2 separate regions of the Homo sapiens genome follow, and region 1 is linked to region 2. Evidence: chromatin loops called from intact Hi-C (ENCODE). Cell type or tissue: chondrocyte. All regions are shown on one strand. Links, peaks and the distances in the headings refer to the core of each region. The heading gives the core; the rest is flanking DNA. Region 1 overlaps ROR1 (receptor tyrosine kinase like orphan receptor 1). Region 2 overlaps ROR1 (receptor tyrosine kinase like orphan receptor 1).

Region 1 (2,922 bases), core at 149-2,648, 72 kb after region 2:
CCTGGATCGACTTTCCCACTCTCCCTCCCTTTTATACCTTTACTTGCTACATCAAACATACCCAGCAGGGTTGTCCTGGTTCTACACTTATTTGGCCCTTAATTGGGTGACTTAGAGCCTTGCCTTCTCTTCTGCATTCTAATCTCTGAAGTGATAGATCTTAAACATTATACTTTATTCCTCACATGAGATTTGTTAAACAAATTCAAGACATATTGTCAATTGAATTACATATAGTTTACTAAATAGATTCTTAGCAAAAATACAAGAAGGTGCAGTTCATAGGTTGCTCTAGCTGCAACATGGTGCTAGTGATAATTTTAGTCCCTCTACTTTGGAGAACTGGGGAGCCCCCAGGCCAGATCATAGAGGAATCATCTCCCTCTTGTTCTGCCGGATCTTTTCTTCCATGCTTCCTGGTCCTCCTAGGCAATTGTGCTATCAGAAGTAAGTTTGTTTCAGCTACAGAGAATTCTCAGCTTCTCTCCTGCACTCATTAAAGTTTGGCTGTCATAGCCCAGACACATCCTCTGTGACATTTCTTTATCCCTGGCTTGGTACTGCTTCTGTTGGCTGGTGTGTGGCTCTGGGCAGGTGCTTGAGGCTCATAGTTCTCTCTCAGGACACACACACTATAATATTCAACCTAATCAAATAGCTATTGGTTCCTCCTCTCTGCTTTACTGCCAAGGGGACTAGAAGGTTTGGGTATAAATTTGGGCAGGAAGAGAACATCTTCCAGATATAACTATCTCTGAAAACCTCCCCCAGCGTTTTTCCCCAATGTCTGTTTAACCAGTTTTGTGTCTGCTTAATTTATGCTATATTGCCTCTAACTTTGTTTGACAGTGGCACAGAATCGAATGTATTCAAGTTAAAAAAATGTTTTTGTGGTGTACAACATATGTTTTGATATATAGGTACAGTGTGGAATGGCTAAATCAATTTTCAACATATACTAATTGAGCATATACCTCAACTTTTGTTTTTGTCATGTAATTTTTAAGGCAATCTTTGAAGAAAGATATAATTTCCACTATATAAAGGAAGTAACAGAGGCTCAGAGGGGTGAGATGATTTATATGACTATTAAGGGTCAGAGGTAGGATTTGAATTCAGGTATTTAGATTCTAAATCATGGCCTCTTTCTTCTACATCCAGGCTCTGTATATCTGTGACAGGCACAGGTCATCCTTGCTTCCTCAAGGCATGTTGGATCCAAGACAGAAAAACTGGTACAAAGGATATCCTAATGCCAGACGTGATCTTGTCAAGGGTTGAGGTGGTGGATACCACCACATGCCTGGCTCCTAACGGAGGGAGTAAGGCTTCACCAGACCTCTGACCCTTCTGAAGCCATACCTTTCACAGTCAGGTTTGCCTGAAGCTACCATGATTCACCAGCATACCAAATCCTTCCTGCCAGTGGAGGCTACATTAGGCTGGGAAAGGAATCTTGTGAAAAAATAGATCTACTTCTCCTGACCCGTGTTCTCCAGGGGATTCAGGGAGTCCTCTCTCAGACTGCTGTCTCGGTTCCACGGTGATTGGCGTCCTGAGTAAATACTCTGATAGACTAAACACACGTTGCCCATGTTGGCCCAGGAGCAGCAGTCCGGGAGCGCGCCCAGTACAGTCCCCTGTATGGCAGCCCAACTTGTTAATCATCGCACTGGCAGGCTAGCCAGAATGGGGATATTTAGCTTGGGGCTTATGCATTACCATCTATGCTAATATGGCATTCTTAGAACTATAATTTCCGTTCTGACCTCCATGGATACTCCTTATAGAGAACACAGACATAAAACAATTCTTGAAATGTCAGGAAGAAATTGCATCTAATGGAGGGTACCTCTGCCAAGGAAAACATACTTCAGTGTTAAAGCATTCCCATCCAAACAGGGAAATTTGAAAACTGCTCTTGGGTCTGCATTGAAGCCTGAGCATTTTTCCATGCCCTTTAATAACCTGTAATGTATGTACCAGCCAGCTCCACTGCAGGCTCCCCATCAACCAAGAGGGCTTACTGTGAAGGAGGTGGGGTGGCCGGCGGGAGGTGATAGCTGAGACCTGTGTGAGCTGGTGTCAGCTAGAAGACCTTCCTGGGGGCTAAAGCAAGAAGATTTATAATGGGAACATATACCACATGACATAATGTCCTACCTGCATCTGTTACAGTGGAGAATATGATCCCCAGTTGGGTCTTGAACCCTTGGCCCTCCTGATACCTGATACCAATGAAGCCTATCCTCCACCCTTTAGGATTTCATATTAGGAGACACACAATCTGTCTTCTGAAATCATGCTGGTGAACAGATACCACTTAGTAATAATAATATTATGTTGCTAATAGTTGCTGTCATTATGAGTGTTTATAATATGCCAGGAATAAATACTTTACCTAAATTATCTCATTTTTACCCTGTCAGTAACACTGCATTGGGTACTGCTGTTTTCTCCACTTTACAGAGAAAACTGCCGCACAGAATCGTTAGATCACTTGGCCAAGGTCACACAGGTAGTAAGTTACTGACGTGGAATTTAAAATTGATTTAGCCAGTCCACACTGTTCTAGACCTGTGCAAGTTGATCCCCTGAGATAATAAAACAAACAAACAATGAAAAGAAATTATCTTATCCTCTACACATTTCTATTTTATGTAGATGTTTTACAATAGATACTATAATAGTACAGAACTTCATGTATGTAAGTTCTGAATAAATAAATATACATATATAATAGAGGTTTGTGGTCCAATTTTTTTTTTTTTTTTACTGATTTACAAACATTTGGAGATTGCTATACTTAACTATAAAGTTCAATGGAAAGAAGAGAGTTTCTTTTCCTGATAACTGATATTGATAATATTATGGGAAATCTGATACTTCCAGAGGGTATAAGCCAGATATTTTTGTCTCATT
Region 2 (2,922 bases), core at 193-2,692:
GTGAGAGACCTGCTGTGAACTGCTGTCACCAGATCCTGCTATGATTTCTCTTTGTTCTTAGTTCTGGAGTCATCAAGGCTACATGGAGACACGTACCTTCCACTGATATGTTTGCTCCTTGATTCAGGGCTGAGTGCCTGTTTGAGTGATTCTGGCTACAGCTAAATGATATTTCTGTTTCCAATAGTATTGTAAACTATAGAGTAAGAATTTTCTTGTTGTTGTTGGGAGAGTTTGTTTTTCTTCTTAGTGTGTATTATCTCCCACCCCACTCCTCCAACCCGTTCTTTAAAAAACAAAACAAAACCAACAAACAAAAACTTGCATTGAAGCAACACCCAGAAGGAGTGAGCAGGCCTAGGCTGGAGTCTTATCCTGACATGGTAGAATCCTGTTACTGTCTCTTCGTAGATTCATTTAAATTGTTTTGACTGATTCATGCAATCTCTCAGTCCATTGATCAAGTCAAAAGAAAAAGTATCACTAAAAACTCACAGGACTGGTGCAGGTAGAATATTCTTTATCTATGGAAAATTCATTATCCTATCTAGAAGGATGTCTTGAAATAGCAGAATATTTTTATTATGTTTTTTTTCCAAGTAATACATGGTTCAAGAAAAAAGAAATTTTAAAAAGCCACACTAATAGCAAAACTAAAATAAGCATGAATCTTAATTTTAACAAAGATTACAGTAGTCCATGGGAAGGATTGTCTGCCCATTGCAGTGGGTTTGATTGGTTTTTTTACTTGGAAGTGCTCATATTCTGGAATGTGTTTATAGATCTTGACCTTAGATACTTCTCCTGACTCAGAAATTGTAAAATGTTTTGCTAGAGTAGCCAGTGGTGAGAGACCGCTACTGCTGTATGTTGCTCAGGGCTAACCTGTTAAGAACTGGTCTCGTCGCTCAGAGAGAACCATGATGCTGATGCCAGTTTCTTGTTTATGTAAAAACATTTAAAAATGGGCAAGATACTCTCTAAGTACAAGATAGTTATTATTGAGATATGTTCATGAATAAATTAATGAGAGAGGAACTTGAGATAAAGGAAATGGAGGAGAGAAATTGCATTTTTCCTGCATAATTACTCTCTTGTTTTAGAACACAAGTAGTCCTTTGGCATATTTTCAAAGTGTGGTATGTTTCACTTTTGTTTAAACTTGTCAAATTCTCAATGTAAAAGCCATTTAAGACTTTTTTTTCCTTCTTTTTTGAAGGTTGCTTCTTTTGGCCTCTTAAAGATAATTAAGAGCTGTAATTTGTGAGGATTTTGATGGCATTTTTTGGCAGTGGTAGTGCAGGACAGGATACATGAATCATAGCATCTGCTTATTAGCAAGGTCTCATAGATCACTTGTCCAACTTTCCACCGGGTGCTGAGATGGTTGGTCTCTGTTATCTGTTCTTCCCACTTCTGCTGGATACATTCTGGGAAAAGAATTTCATTGATGAGTGAGCTGTACTTCCACTTCTGAAGTACAAAAGTTATTAAGCTAGGGAGCATTTTCTCCATTTGACACCTACAGGCCACTCAGTAAAAAAGCAAATGAATGATGAATGAGTAAGGTCCCTGGGCTGCTTCCTACTTCTTCTTAGAGTGGTTAAGGCCCTCTTGACATTTTTGGAGGATGATAAATGTGTGCCCTTGAAGTTTCCTTGTCCAGGTCAAACAGCCCCAATTTCTCCATGATCTTTGGACATTGCTTCCACATTTTCTCTCCTTCTTGCTCTCCACAGGGCAAGTTTCATTTCATCAATTTTTTTTTGTAAAATACTGTAAAGATATCTGAATGAAGTAGACCAGGTATAATCTGATAAGCATAGAGTATGGTGGAGCATTTCTTTTAAGGTTCTGGGTATTGTTATTATCCTACTAATGGAACCAGCATTTGCTGGACCTTTTGGGGCCACCATGCCTTAGACAGGTAGATAATGGAATGGCATAGAGAACAGCCTGAAGCCGGCTGTCTTGGTTTGAATTCAGACTTACCATTTATGAAATGTTTGACCCTAGGCAAGTTGTTTAACCTCTCTGTAAACTTGTCTTCATTTGTAAAGTCAGGGGTAATCATAGTACTTATTTATACAGTTATTATAAGGAGTAAATAAATTAGTTTGTGCTGAGTGCCTACAACAATGCCTGGAGTGAAATAAGCACTCTGTGTTAGCTTTTATTGAATTTACAATGAAAAACGTCCAGGTCTTACTATCTGAAGTGCAGTTAGTTTTTTCAGCAAGGCTTTAGAATTAGACAGGGCTATGTTTAAATCTTAGCTCTGCTGTGTGTTTTGGGGGAAATTACTTTGCCTTTCTAAGCTTCTGTTTCCTCGTCTGTGAAAAGGGCATTAAAGAATAAAATCAGTTGAATTTCTGAGCCCTAATTAAGAACCTTGAGGGCAGAGCCATGGTTTACACTTGCTTTTTTTCTTCTTTCTTAACTTTACCTGGTATGCCATGTTTATAATCACTGCTAAATTAAAATAGTAAATATTTAAACTGAGTTTTCCCTTCAGTCTACCTTGTAGTAGAAAAATTAAATACTTCTATGTTACTTAAAACTGCACACTCACAAGTTTATGGTGGTGTATTGATTGGTTGTTCTGAAGAATGTATTCTGCTTGCCACCATGAACTGGGCTTCAGAATAAATAGGCTTCCTTGATCACTTCTCTCCTCATTAACTACTGTCTGGAATTTAGAGGGAATACAAAGTCTGGTAGCTACATTGCCTACTAATCTTGCAAATGGCCTGTGAGGTGGGTAAGCAATCAGGTGAGTGACAAAGGTTATAGTCAATTTTCCTGGCACTCTGGGATTTATTTTTGTGTCCTTGAAGTTTTAAGCAAGTGAGTTTTGAGGTTGTTGAGAAAGTGGGAGACTATATTTTAAAATGGTTTATAGTTATTAATGTTTTCAAATCT

What was found. Hi-C counts contacts between places; a loop is a spot of excess contacts. Peaks named below come from ENCODE experiments on the same cell type or tissue, not always from the same donor. Only the 100,000 strongest peaks of a DNase experiment are listed, where the experiment ranks them.
Region 1: a loop joins it to region 2, with 2.8 times the contacts of the local background. A loop is called at or near these places in 2 of 110 quality-filtered maps.

Annotation. Positions count from the first base shown.
Region 1 is chr1:63,945,578-63,948,499 of GRCh38, forward strand. The region is part of intron 1 of ROR1 (receptor tyrosine kinase like orphan receptor 1); the gene reads left to right. Among named protein-coding and RNA genes, the nearest start is that of ROR1-AS1, 170 kb to the right of the region's middle. In chondrocyte, for the core only: no CTCF peak of the experiment used is centred there; DNase peaks (open chromatin) are centred at 1,614 and 2,029.
Region 2 is chr1:63,873,114-63,876,035 of GRCh38, forward strand. The region is part of intron 1 of ROR1 (receptor tyrosine kinase like orphan receptor 1); the gene reads left to right. Among named protein-coding and RNA genes, the nearest start is that of ROR1, 100 kb to the left of the region's middle. In chondrocyte, for the core only: CTCF peaks have their summits at 776, 1,501 and 1,703; no DNase peak of the experiment used is centred there.